Regions from separate parts of the Homo sapiens genome. Here region 1 is linked to region 2. The links are chromatin contacts, found by Hi-C or POLR2A ChIA-PET in ENCODE. All regions are on one chromosome and are shown on one strand. Each heading gives the region's core, a stretch centred on a gene start or an enhancer-like site at or near the end of the contact. The rest is flanking DNA. Distances are from core to core; before and after follow the strand shown.

Region 1 (6,502 bases), core at 3,153-5,652, 2.0 Mb after region 2:
AGGTTGAGGCTGTAGTGAGCTGTGTTCACACCACAGCACTGCAGCCTGGGCAACAGAGTGAGACCCTGTCTCAAAGAGAAAAAAAAAAGGAAATATTTGCTAGAACATGTTATACGGGTGGAAATTGACACTTAAACATATTCAAATAGGAATTTGATTACAATTCCAGCACAAATGCTGTCACTACTATATCCCACCACTATCAATTCTCCATTATTATTAAGGAGTGCTCCCATGGTGGGGCAAAAATAATTGTGGTCTAAACTTTTTTTTGGTCTTTGACTTGAATTACTCTGGAAATTTTCCTTTCAGATTTTGTGTTTGTTTAGTAGGTTCCTTACAATATATGTGTGACTAAAATTATTTTAACAGCCTTAATTGTATTACAATGACAAAGATTTGTAGATCTTGTGACAGCAAGATTAAATAAACTCTGTTCTGTATGAGTTTATTTAATTCCTTTTCAGTGGCTGATATTTGAACCTCTTTCATTTAGAGTCAATCCAGCTACACAATTCACAAAGTGCCTAAACAAGTCCAGGAGGGGTTAAAGTACACACCACCAATATAAAAAGTGCCATTCTATTGCATAATCTACAGTCTTGTAGTTGAATCTGGGTTCTTGTGAAATTTTAATCAAGTGACTAGGGAAGGTAATATATGATTGGGAAGTAATATAAAGGAATTCTATAAACTACTAAATCTGCTGTATGTTTTGCTCCATGGTCCCATTATAATTTTCAATAAGAGGAAATTTCCAAATTTTACCTTTTGTTGTGTACAGAGGAAGTTTTATTTTATTTATATATATATTTTTTGAGACAGGGTCTCACCCTTGCTGCCCAGGCTGGAGTCAGTGGTGTGATCTTGGCTCACTCAACCTCTGCCTCCTGGGTTCCAGCAATTCTCCTGCCTCAGCCTCCCAAGTACACTACAGGTGCGTGCCAACATGCCCAGCTAATTTTTTTTCTTTTTTTTGTATTTTTAGTAGATACAGGGTTTCACCTTGTTGGCCAGGCTGGTCTCGAACTCCTGACCTCAAGTGATCCGCCTGCCTCAGCCTCCCAAAGTGCTGGGATTACAGGTGCGAGCCACTGCGGCCGGCCAGAGGAAGTTTCATAAAGGTATACAGTTGAAGGGGTAGTTTTAAAAATATATCATTAGACTATTTCAAACATCAAAGAAAAGGGGATGCAACTGAGATGTAAATGATCACAGAGGGAAATATCATTGGAACTAAGAATGGCATATAATTTACTAATGACACAGTGATCAGGTACTTATTTCTGATAACCTTGAATATCATGCAGGTCACATTTTATTTTGTGATTAGAGCAGAGCAAACACTATTTACTAATGAATTTATTTGTGTTTTCCGTCACTGAAATTTGAAAGACAAAATGAAAATCTAGGTCTCTATGCTGTTGCAAAGTATGGCCAAGAAAACTAGCCAACTAAGCAGTTTTTCAAAGAAGGTGTCTTGGGCCAGGCTCAATGGCTCATGCCTCTAATCTCCGCATTTTGGGAGGTCGAGGAAGGAGGATCACTTGAAGCCAGGAGTCCAAGACCAGCCTAGGCAATATAGCAAAATCATGTCTCTGCAAAAAAGGAGTTCAAGACTAGCCTGGGTAATATAGTAAGACCATGTCTCTACAAAAAAATAAAAAATAAAAATAAATAATAAAATGAATTAGCCGAGTGTGGTGGCATGTGCCTGTAGTCCCAGCTACTTGGGAGGCTGAGGTGAAGGATCACTTTGAGCCCGGGAGGAGTTTCAGTCTGCAGCTGCACTGAGCTATGAAGCTGCCACTACACTCCAGCCTGGGCAACAGAACAAGACCCTGTCTCAAAAAAATAAACAAACAAAAAAACCCGAAAGAATAGAAAAGAAAAAAAAGAAAAGAAAAGAATATAGGCCAGGTGCCGTGGCTCATGCCTGTAATCCCAGCACTTTGGGAGGCCAAGGCGGGTGGATCACCTGAGGTCAGGAGTTCGACACCAGCCTGGCCAACATGGTGAAACCCCATCTCTACTAAAAATACAAAAAATTAGCCGGGCATGGTGGTGGGCGCCTGTAACCCCAGCTACTCAGGAGGCTGAAGCAGAAGAATCACTTGAACCAGGGAGGCAGAGGTTGCAGTGAGCCGAGATTGCACTGCTGCACTCCAGCCTGGACAACAAGAGTGAAATTCCATCTTAAAAAAACAAACAAAAAAGAGAATATATCTCTGTAAGAAGACAGGTGCAGGGGGTGGGAGTGGACACTGATTTTTCAAATACCTATTTAGATATAATCCGTGCTTAATGCAGGACCTAATGAGGTAAGTGAGGCCTGAGCCCACAGAATCCCTCTCAGGGAATTCGCAGTTTAGGTCAAGCCACACTTTGGTGGGCCTCTCTTCACTTTGCTCTTACCTAATCAGGGGAAATCTGATTAACATATACAACAAAGCCTCAACGGGGAATAAAAAGGTCACAAAAGGGCAGAGAAGGATTCACAGAAAAAGGAAGAGGCCTTGCCAGTTCTTGACTAGTTAATTAGGGTCAGAACCGTACTGGGGATTTCCTATACCCTAAGTTTGTTAAGTGATTACATCGGTCTGGGGAAAAGGGATCTGCTCAGAGTGATTCAGTCAACTTTCTTAGTATCGGGTGGTGAATCGCATTTCCTCTCTGCTACCCTGTATACTGACTAATGGGTGGCGTATGGGGGGTCTCCAAGAGGTGTGTTTACTCCAATTCAGAAGCTATAGGATTTCAGTAGGCCTTGGCCTGTTGGGCAATGTGAGGTTTCAATCTTTCTCTCTCAAATGAGTGGGGCTCTTATCAGTTATGAAGGGACTTCCCTTGGGACTTGTCACGACACCATACAGCAGAGATGGCAATTTGAGGGCAGTTTCTTGTTCTGCTTTGCCATCTTGGGGTGGCTCTGAAAAGCTTTCTGAACCTCCGACAAAAGAAAAATGTTCACAGGATTGATTACTACACACAATTCAGTGAAGACAACTGGGCAACCTGAATCAAATGTTGAGATGAAAGATAGGTGAGCTCTGATGACACACGTTTAAATTCTAGGTCTACAGGTAAAACTTTGTAAAGGGCCTTGCCTCAGCGACATCTGTACTGGGCCCTCCTTTGCTGAGAGCTTCTTACCCCAACCCTAGCACTCCAAGTCCCGAGAACTGCTCAATTTCATGGGAAAAAGTCTCTATAATTATATATATATGTATATATGTGTGTATATATGTATGTATATATATGTGTGCATATATATACACATACACATATTACAACAGACTGATTTTCATGAGTTGTAACTATCCTTGTAGATAAAAAACGAAACCATTCGAATAGCTTAAAAACCATGCCCACGTGGCTACTGGCATCAATATTCCACACAAGATTAAAATTACTTCCCAAGATGCACACCCTGCACTCCAGGTAATATTTCAATAACTTGATTAAAAATTTCTCAGAAGTCTATTAGAATCAGAAAACGCTCTGCGGTGTGGGTGAGGATTTTAAATTTTTGCAACGGAAACTTTTGGCTCCACGAACAGAAAAGCAAGAGCAAAAACTCAGTTAAATGCGTTCTTCCTCCATCTTTGCCTAGTCCAAAAGGAAAAAAAAAGAAACAGAAAAAAGAAAAACTGTTTGGAAGAGTAGCGTTGAGGTTTGCTTTTTACCTGTTTTTCCTCTAGAACAGCCAGGTGGATTCACATGATCCAATTTTTTAATTGTCTTCTATGTCCCACTCCGAATAACCCGGATGCCCCAGCACAATCAGAGAGATCGTTTTTTTTAAAAAAAATTTCAGCCTCCAAAGGTAGGAGGGGAGTGTTAGGGGAGAAAGTACTTTAATTAAAAATCAATAACTCGAGGTTTTTGGGATACGGTTTGCCATTTCCTAATTAAGAAATGGGTTTGACAGTCCCTTTGTACACACTGCTATGCAAACCCCAAAGGGTTGGCGGCTGTCCGGGCGATGACACTCCGGTCCCCTGCGAGACCCCGGGCCAGCCAGGCCCGTCCGCCGCCGGCCTCTGGGGTCCGTCCCCGGCTCGCGCAGACCTCTCGCTTCTCTCGGCTCTGTCTCCTGCGCTCAGCTCTGCTCGGGGCCGGCCGCCTCAGGCTCGCCGCCACCAGGTCGTTGCAAATACCTTTTCCCTCCCCGGGGCCCCAGCGCGCGGCCACCTCCCAGCCTCCCCCCCTCCCACCCTGGCAGCGGGGCCCTTTCCCGGCTCAGGAACAGCAGCAGCCCGGGCCGCGCCGGCAGGAAGCGAGGCCCATGTTGCTGCTGTTCCCTGGCGCGCCTCCCCGCCCTCCGGGGGCCGCCACGGCTCTTCCGCGCTCCCGGGCACCCCCCTCCGCGCCTGCGCTGTGCCCCACGGGGGCGGGGCTCAGATTCCTGTCAGCGGCGGCGGCGGTGGCGGCGACCGTCAGTTTTCGCTGAGGAGAAACACGAAACGGACCCTTTGGCTCTCCCCCTTCCCCTTCCCCGTCCTGAACCCCTCTCCTGGTCACCGAGAATCAGTCCCCGTGGAGTTCCCCCTCCACCTCGCCATCGTTTCCTCGGTCCTCGGCCCAGTGGAAGTCACTACCCTCGAGGAGGAGGCAGCGGCAGCCGCCCTCGCGTCGCCGCCCCCGGTTCGGTGCCCGCGGTCCCGGAGAGGAGGTGCCGCCGCCACCGCCGCTCCCCCCCTCCCGCTGCCCTCGGGCCGGGCTGGGTCGAGCTGCGATGCCCTCGGACTTCATCTCATTGCTCAGCGCGGACCTAGACCTGGAATCGCCCAAGTCCCTCTACTCGCGAGGTGAGTCAGGCTGTGGGGGGTGGGGCGTGGGGGCGGGGAGACAGGGAGACAGGGAGACAGGGCCAGGGGAGGCGAGGGGTCCCCGTCCCGCCGGGGGCGGCTGAGCCGCGACCCCCATGGCTTCTTTGGCCGGAGCGGGCAGAGGCCGAAGGGATCGGGGTGACGGTGGAGGGGGCGGGCGGAGCAGTGGCGGCCCCTCCCCCGCGGAGCCGCCGGCCGCTCGGGGCCCAGATTCCGTCGGCCCCCGGGGCTCTGCGGCACCGGTCGCTTCTAGCCGCTCTCAGCCCGTCCGGCCCCGCCAGGCTCCGCGAGCCGCCGGCCCCGGCCTCCCGGGCTCGGGGATGGCCCCAGACTGGGCCCCGCGCTGGGGCCACCGCGATCGGGGCGCCGCGTCTTCTCTTACCGGGACCCTCCTCCCCAGCAAAGTTGCCCCCAAGCGGGCGGCGTGGCCTGGAGCCGGTTCTGAGTGCAGGGTCACCATTTTCCTCCCTTTCCAGCTTGTTTTTGCGCCGTCGTTCCACCCCCTCTCCCTCCGGCCTAGTCCACTCCCTCCCCATGTTGGGACAGCCCCCCTCGACCAGGCGTTCTTCCTTTCCTCGTCATCTTCTTGCTGGAAAGGGCCCGATGGAAAGGGCCCGAATTTTCTTTTCTTTTTTTTTCTCTTCCCACCTCCGTGGCATTCTAATTACTTCTCCCTTCTCCTTTACAAAGATGGGGGTGCCCTCTCTGGATTGGTTTTATTCCTCTCCTCTCCCAGGAGGACCAGCCCAGGCACAGACGCTGTCCTTTGAGAATTTTCTCTGCTTTTCCGTTCAAGGGCTGGTTGCAGGGAGGGAGCTCAGGCAGAGACTTTTCATTTAAGAACTCTTTTGGCTAAGGCCTGCAGGGGATTCCCAGCATCTGAAATATTAGCACTGGAGCTGATCCCTACTCAGGTGAAATTCCTTTACTGGACACCACAAGAATGTGTCAGAACAGGTTCCCTGTGCAAGGGGCTTCAAAACCAAAATATTCCCACTGCGCTCTTTACGCTTTTTAAACCACCGGGAGGGGGCAAAAGACATAACTGGGTTGTTAACTATTCATTTCACCGTGTAAAAAAAAATGTAGGTGTTTCTTCTGCTTTTGGTTTGATGTATCCATCCATTTGCTTATTCCACCCCCTCCAAAAAAGGGACTTCACCTTCCTACTAGTGTATCTAAATTGTTTAAGTGAATCAGAGTGAGATGGTTTACTCTGAAAGGTGCTGGACTTTACAGACTGACCATTGATTTTGTACACAGAGTCCTACTTAGTAATTGTAGCCACTGTCTGTTGCTCCAATGACTTTAGTTGGCAGCCACCATCCTGTAGGATGTTTTTCGGGCAACATTACCTGAGGTACTTTAGAAATATTGTAGTTTTGAATGTCAAAAAAAAAAGAGACATATCAAGAGATGATTCTTAGAGCAGGGCTAATGTGTTAGAATTGAGTGCTAAAAATAGCCAAGACATTAACACCATTTGGGGAGTAATCATCAGATAATTTTCCATGAAACATATACTTTATGAAAATCTAAGTTTAGCTTCGAGACCAATGTAGAGACAATTCAGCCTCTTTTGCGGGGAATATATTCACAAATATGGGCTTTAGCGCTTAAAAATACACTGCAGTTGGCCGGGCGCAGTGGCTCACGCCTGTATTCCCAGT
Region 2 (6,559 bases), core at 2,865-5,364:
TATAATCATAAATATAATTGAGGCTTTTTTCCCTCTAAATCCACTGCCTCAGGCTGGGTGTGGTGGCTTACATCTGTAATCCCAAGACTTTGGGAGGCTGAGGTGGGCGGATCTCCTGAGATCAGGAGTTCAAGACCAGCCTGGCCAACATGGCAAAACCCCGTCTCCACTAAAAATACAAAAAATTAGCCAGGAGTGGTAGTGCACACCTGTAGTCCCAGCTACTCGGGAGGCTGAGGCAGGAGAATTGCTTGAACCCAGGAAGCAGAAGTTGCAGCGAGCTGAGATCGAGCCACTGCATTCCAGCCTGGGCGACAGAGTGAGATTACATCTAAAAATAAAATAAAATAAAAAAATAAATCCACTGCTTCATATTTGCCTACATAAAAGCTTTAGAAGGTGTTCCTGTAGTCTACTCTTAAAGAAGATGGGGACAGGTGTGGTGGCTTACATCCCAGCACTTTGGAAGGCCAAGACAGGAGAATTGCTGGAGCCTGAGACCAGCCTGGGCAACACAGTGAGACCTCATCTCCACAAAAAGAAAACAAAAAACAAAAAAAAAGGAAGGTGATTTGAAGTAAAATCTTGAGAAAGTGAACTAATTAGCTTATTAATGTTACTAGAAAGAAAATCTAAAGTTTAAATGCAAGTCAGCTTTTAATTTTTTTTTTATTTTTGAGACAATGTCTTGCTCTGTCACTCAGGCTGGAATGTAGTGGTGCAATCGGGGTTCACTGCAGCTTCAACCTCCTGGGCTCAAGTGATGCTCCTGCCTCAGCCTCCCAAGTATCTGGGACTACAGGTACACACCACCATGTTCAGCTAATTTTTTGTAGAGATGGGCTTTTGCCATGTTACCCAGGCTAGTCTCAAACTCCTGGGCTCAAGTAATCCACCTACCTTGGCCTCCCAAAGTGCTGGGATTACAGGCATGAGCCACTGTGCCTGGCCTATTTTTTATTTTTTTGAGACAGGGTCTTGCTTCATCACCCAGGCTGGAGTACAGTGGCACACACATGGCTCCCTGTAGTCTCGACCTCCTGGGCTCAAGCGATCTTCCCACCTCAGCCTCCCAAGTAGCTGGGACTACAGTCATACGCCACCACACTCAGCTAATTTTTAAATTTTTTGTATAAACAAGGTCTCCCTATGTGCATGTCAGCTTTGTTGTTTCTAGTACATAAGTTCTTAAGTATACCAGGAACTATTTGGGCTGAGGAGAATGCAAAATGCAAATATTCCAGAAGCATCTGTTTGGTAATTTTCCTCTGAGTTTGTCTTTTCTTTATGTCTGAGTCCTAATGTGTACATAAGAGGCAAATGGGATAACTTGGTTTCTAGAAAAAGAAGGGTCACGTGTAAATTTTTCAAATACTTCACACATTTCTAAAATAGTATCTAATTGTATAAGGTAAGTAACTGGGATTAGACATGAGAAAACTTGCCGGGCGCGGTGAGTCGCTCCTGTAATCCCAGCACTTTGGGAGGCCGAGGCGGGCGGATCACCTGAGGTTGGGAGTTCAAGACCAGCCTGACCAACATGGAGAAACCCCATCTCTACTAAAAATACAAAATTAGTCGGGGGTGGTAGCGCATGCCTGTAATCCCAGCTACTCAGGAGGTTGAGGCAGGAGAATCGCTTGAACCCAGGAGGCAGAGGTTGTGGTGAGCTGAGATCACACCATTGCACTCCAGCCTGGGCGATAAGAGCAAAACTCCGTCTCAAAAAAAAAAAAAAGAAATGAGAAAAATTGGGTCCTGGTGTTGAGAAGCTGTACTATCCCTTTTCTTCATGTCTGTACCCAAGCAGCTGAATGTTGGAGAAAAACCAACACACTGGGCCAACTGGTTTACCTTTAACATCATGATCACAAACCTCAGATGAGTACCCAATGCCACCAAGGCAATCCTGTTAAGGACTTGCCTTCCCTCTCCCCTGCACTTGCATCTGTCTTCACCTTTGTTGCCCTTATCATGAATGGAAGCATCCCTGTTCCTCTCCAAGGTCAACCCTCCCTGTTTCCTTATATCTTCTGATGGATTTCACTCCTATATAGGTCAAGCAAGCCTCCTCTCTCCTGGATCACCCATCTTTCTTCCCCACCATATCCCTCCCAATGGCACATAAACATGCTCTGGGAACCCTACCATCTTTTATTTTATTTATTATTATTTTTTGAGATGGAGTCCCGCTTTGTTGCCCAGGCTGGAGTGCTGTGGCCCAATCTTGGCTCTCTGCAACCTCTGCCTCCCGGGTTCAAGCAATTCTCCTGCCTCAGCCTCCCCAGTAGCTTGGATTACAGGCGCGCGATACCATGCCCAACTAATTTTTGTATTTTTAGTAGAGACCGGGTTTCACCATATTGGCCAGGCTGGTCTCGAACTCCTGACCTCAGGTGATCCACCTGCCTTGGCCTCCCAAAGTGCTAGGATAACAGGCGTGAGCCACTGCGCCCGGCCCCTACTATCTTTTAAAAGATTTCTTTCTATATCTATCCCCAAACTTATCTGGTCCCTTCACAGCAAAACCTCTCTCAAATTGCATACATGTGCTGTCTCCATTTCCTCACTTTCCTGGTGACTGTTTAACCCATTCCGGTCAGGTCCACCTCCCTGATATACTCACGTGAATCAAGCCAAGGCCATCAGTGACATTCTCCAGTGACTTGCAAGGTGACCCAATCCAATAGCCACATCTCTGGCCCAAGTTTATCACACCGCTCAGCTGATGCCTCCTACCTGAAACCTTCTCTGCCCAGGGATTCCACAACTCAGCGCTAGCTTTCATGACTTCCTAGATGCTGCCTTTCAGACTCCTTCTCCATTACCCTCCCAATATTGGAGTGCCCCAGGATTTGGCCATGGAATTTCTCTTCACTCTTTCCTCCAAGCCAAGCCAGGGGTCGTAAACTGACAGCTCATCTGTGTGGTTTAATCAGCTCATGAAGTTTAAAAACATCTGATTCAGTTGCTAACATCTAAAAACTCTGGAGATTTGACATCTTAAAAATACAGATTTTTTTATTCCTTTAGGGGAAAAAAAAAGAGTATGTTATTGGGCCAGCATTCTCACAACGGAACGGTCAGATGGATGGAGAAGAAGCTGCTCCCTAGATATTGGGTCCATTTGATATCTAAGGGAAGAGTCATATTCCCTGTAAGTACCAAAAGGCTCTCATCCCAGAGCCACCAGCACCTTGCAGTCAGTTCTTGGTCAACTTGACTGCAGGTTGGGAAGGGTCCGCAGGCGCCTCCTGGGGAGGGGTGGGACTGAAGGTCTCCGCCCACAGAGAACAGCTCTCCCGCAAAGACAAGAAATGCACGTTTCCACAGAATTACACAGCGCTAAATACAGAAACTCCTTTCAGTAAAAAGCGATTGCTATGAACGTGTTAAAGCATCAAGTCTGGTTTTCCGCCACCTCTCCGGGCTGAGGTGGCCTGGGGACACCAAGAGGAGGCCCTCCCACTCTCCTCTCGCACCCGCTTTTAGGTGGCCCTCTTCTAGGGCGGAGAGATCACCAAAAGCCGCTGAGCAAGGACAGCCCTTCCAGTCGTCGCTCGCGGGCACGGAGCTGGGAGCGCGCGGGAACCGACCGGGCCTTACTCTGGGGCGGGCAGCTGTAAGACATTCGGAGGGCGGGTCGGGCCTGGCTGGGGCGGAGACTGGGCGGGGCCGGGCCCGGGAGCCTCCTCAGCCCCACTGGCTTGCCCCGCGCGCGCTTCCTCCAGCCACCCCCACTTCCCCAACCCTGTACGGGTTCAGGGGGCCGGAGACAGCAGCTAGGGAATAAGGTCAAGCGGACTGGATCCGGCACCGCCCAGGGGCGGCGGCCTCCGCCCAGGAAGCCCCACCCAGCGGGAGCCAGGACGCCGCGGCGCCGGCAGAGCCCACGAGCGACCCGGCGAGGGCGCGTGCGGCGTGACGACGCGACTCGCGGCGCGTCCCGTGACGCCATCGCGCCCGCTTTTGAAAGTTGGCGCCCGGGGCCGCCTCCCATGCTGCCCTGCGCCAACCCCTCCCCTCACCTTTCCTCCCCCGCCCTCTACTCGCCGCCCGGCCGGTCCCCCCACCCGTCCCTTCCCTTATCAGCACCCGCGGCCCCGGCAGCGCCGACGCAGGCGCACTGCACCGCGCCGCCGCCATTTTGTGTCTGAGCCTGTGGAGCGATTAAACCGTGCGCGGAGCTGCTTCTTTGGCGGCAGCGGCGGCGGCGGTGGCCGGTGCGGACGCGCGGAGCTCGCCGGAGACGCCGGGTGGCCGGAGCCGTGGAGCGGCGGCGGAGCGGGCGCCGCGGGGGGTGTGGCGCGGAGGTAAGGGGGCCCGGGGTGGAGGAGGTTTCGCGGGCCGCCTCTAGGTGTCACGATGGGGCCGCTCCGGTCGGCGCTGGCTGCAGCCCGGCGCCAGCGCCGCCGCCGGGGGGTGTTTGTCTCCCTCTACCGTCCCTGCTGCGGCGCGGCCGCCGCCATTGCCCGTCGCCGCCGTGGCCCGGCCGCCCCCCCCACCCCCACGCCCGCCCGCCCGCCCGCCCGCTAGGCCTCCCTCCTGGCAGCGCGCTAGGCCTCGGGCGGCGGCAGAGGCAGAGGCCCGCGCGCCCGGCGACTCCATTTTCCTTCCTTTGTCTGCCCTCGAGGCCGGTTCTTGGCCGGCCGATCGCCCGGCCGCGGCCCGCCCTCTGTCCTGTGTCCTCCGCCCCTCCCGCGGCGGGTGGCCCCAGCTGAGACACTATCTCCGCGTCCCGGCTTCGGCGCCCGCCTAGCTTAAGGGTTCGGACCGACTGCCGCCGCGCGCTAAGCCAGGTCCCGGTGCCGTATGGGTGTCGGGCCCTGGCCGTCGCGTCTCGGGCTGCCCCTCCTCCAGCCAGCCCCGTCCCCGGAACCTACCCTGCCGGCCTGCGTGCCTTCCCAGCTGCTTGGCTGCTCGGCGGTCGCTCCCAGTCCGCGCGTCGCCGCCGCTGGTCTCCGTCTCCGCCGAGTGGCGCAGGCGGCGCTGCAGCGGCTGCGAGCAGAGGGACCCCAGAGCTGCCGAGAGCTCCCTCTGCAAGGCTGGCTGAGCTGCTCGCACCTCTACGCTGCCTGAGCGGGCGGGGGGACGCGCGCTCGCCGCCCCCGCTGCGCCCCCAAACTCGCGCCCGGGTTCCTGGCCGGACCCGACCGGTGCGGCCCCCCCACGGTGGGCGGAAAAGATGCGAGTTCCGCACCAAGTAGTTTTTATCCAGCCGGGTTCGGACTCCCCAGCCGAGTGATAGCAGCCTGACTTTGTGCGCTCAGAGATCTCAAAGGGACTGAAACTTAAATTTCATTCTGATCTCAAGTGACGTGACAAATTTCTGAATTTGGGAGTATGGGCTAAGTCCCTTGAGTTTCCCTCCCGCTTTAAAATGTCCTCACACTAACTTAGTACCTGATGCTCTAGGGCTAGGTGAAGGCGGTTCTGCCCCAGGATTGTGCAACTCGATCTAGAGCGCCAGTAGGGCAGAATGAGTTTATTCTTGACTCGACTGGTAATTTGCCCATGCGATGAAATATGAGGGTTGATGTTGTAATTGAATCCTGGGTCACTTGCTGCAGATGGTTTATAAATATCTACGCCTAATGTAACTACTGTTTAGTAGGAGACTTCCTGTAGCCCCGAGTTCAGCGTTAAGTAAACATTCGCATACGTAGTCTTCATACTTTGAGTTTCGATCAACTAGGAAAGTTAAAAACCAAGTCCTCATAGGTGGGAAAGGAAGTTAAACAAGGCATATATTTAAATTTATTCGGTCCTTAAGTTTTCTTTCTTCACTAAAAAGCATCCCGTTGAATTGCGGGAGTCTTTTGCTTTTCCGTAAATATTCTAGTGCCTTAATATAGTTCATTGCAGCAGTTAATGTATCAGTTCGGGTTGTTTTGGAGAGAAGAAAGTCTGGATTAACCTGTTTTTAGGAAGGAAGCTATGTTAAGTTTATGAAGAAATTAAACAGCCTGGTCCTAACCAAAGTTGTCCAGTCCACTGTATGTAATCTCAATGTGTAGCTCCTCACTGCAGTCCTCTTCGTAGGCACGCTTTCTATGTCTCCTTTTGGAACCCTGCAAAATATTCCTGCCACCCCTCTTCCTCAATAAAATTGCATAGAGTAACTAAATGCAGTAGCGTTGATTGATAGTTAGACTTGGGAATAGAATCACCTTTAATTATCTAATATGTTAGTCCAATTGTGTAATTTATTGCATTCTTTTGTGACTTTGTTTTCCTTTTGAAATTGTGGTTAAGTAGCATGTTTTATTTATTTAAATAAGCTCAACATTGAGTTAAAAATTAAAATACAGCAGGTGTATAATCGAGCCAGGAGTAAAGCTTGTTTTCCCGGGTTAGTACTGTGCTCCATAGACCATATTTTGCTTCTTGGTTTGGTTGTTTCATATGCAGTCATCAGCTTCTTGGGTTTATACGTCATTTATGCTGTTTTAGTGGAATAGACCTTTTCCACACAGTTGCTATCCTTTGAAATTCCCATATGCCAGGAATCATGCTTTGTTTTGTTTTTATTAAAAAACAATCTACGGAGAGAATAAAT

Evidence for each region. Hi-C counts contacts between places; a loop is a spot of excess contacts on that map. ChIA-PET counts read pairs that join two places held with the same protein, here RNA polymerase II (POLR2A). Pooled maps may share reads with other maps.
Region 1: a pooled map shows a loop between it and region 2 (20-fold over the local background). The contact joins the promoter of NFAT5 here to the promoter of CTCF in region 2. A Hi-C loop is called at or near these places in 6 of 50 pooled maps. POLR2A ChIA-PET finds 5 or more read pairs at or near these places in 3 of 52 experiments (BJ, H1 and activated B cell).

The regions. Positions count from the first base shown.
Region 1 is chr16:69,561,564-69,568,065 of GRCh38, forward strand. NFAT5 (nuclear factor of activated T cells 5) reads left to right here and starts at 4,403. Exons shown (of 15, transcript NM_138713.4): 1 at 4,403-4,811. The coding sequence starts at 4,739. It overlaps MIR1538 (microRNA 1538), which reads right to left and starts at 4,305; the gene lies at 4,245-4,305. RefSeq lists enhancers at 2,471-3,367, 2,770-2,909 and silencers at 4,029-4,408, 4,128-4,304, 4,599-4,868, 4,889-5,198.
Region 2 is chr16:67,558,412-67,564,970 of GRCh38, forward strand. CTCF (CCCTC-binding factor) reads left to right here and starts at 4,115. Exons shown (of 12, transcript NM_006565.4): 1 at 4,115-4,313. It overlaps CTCF-DT (CTCF divergent transcript), which reads right to left and starts at 3,898. Exons shown (of 1, transcript NR_158165.1): 1 at 3,000-3,898. LOC124903703 (a long non-coding RNA gene) reads right to left here and starts at 5,039. Exons shown (of 2, transcript XR_007065094.1): 1 at 4,884-5,039. RefSeq lists enhancers at 3,207-3,256, 3,277-3,326, 4,471-5,333 and silencers at 3,557-4,566, 5,087-5,186.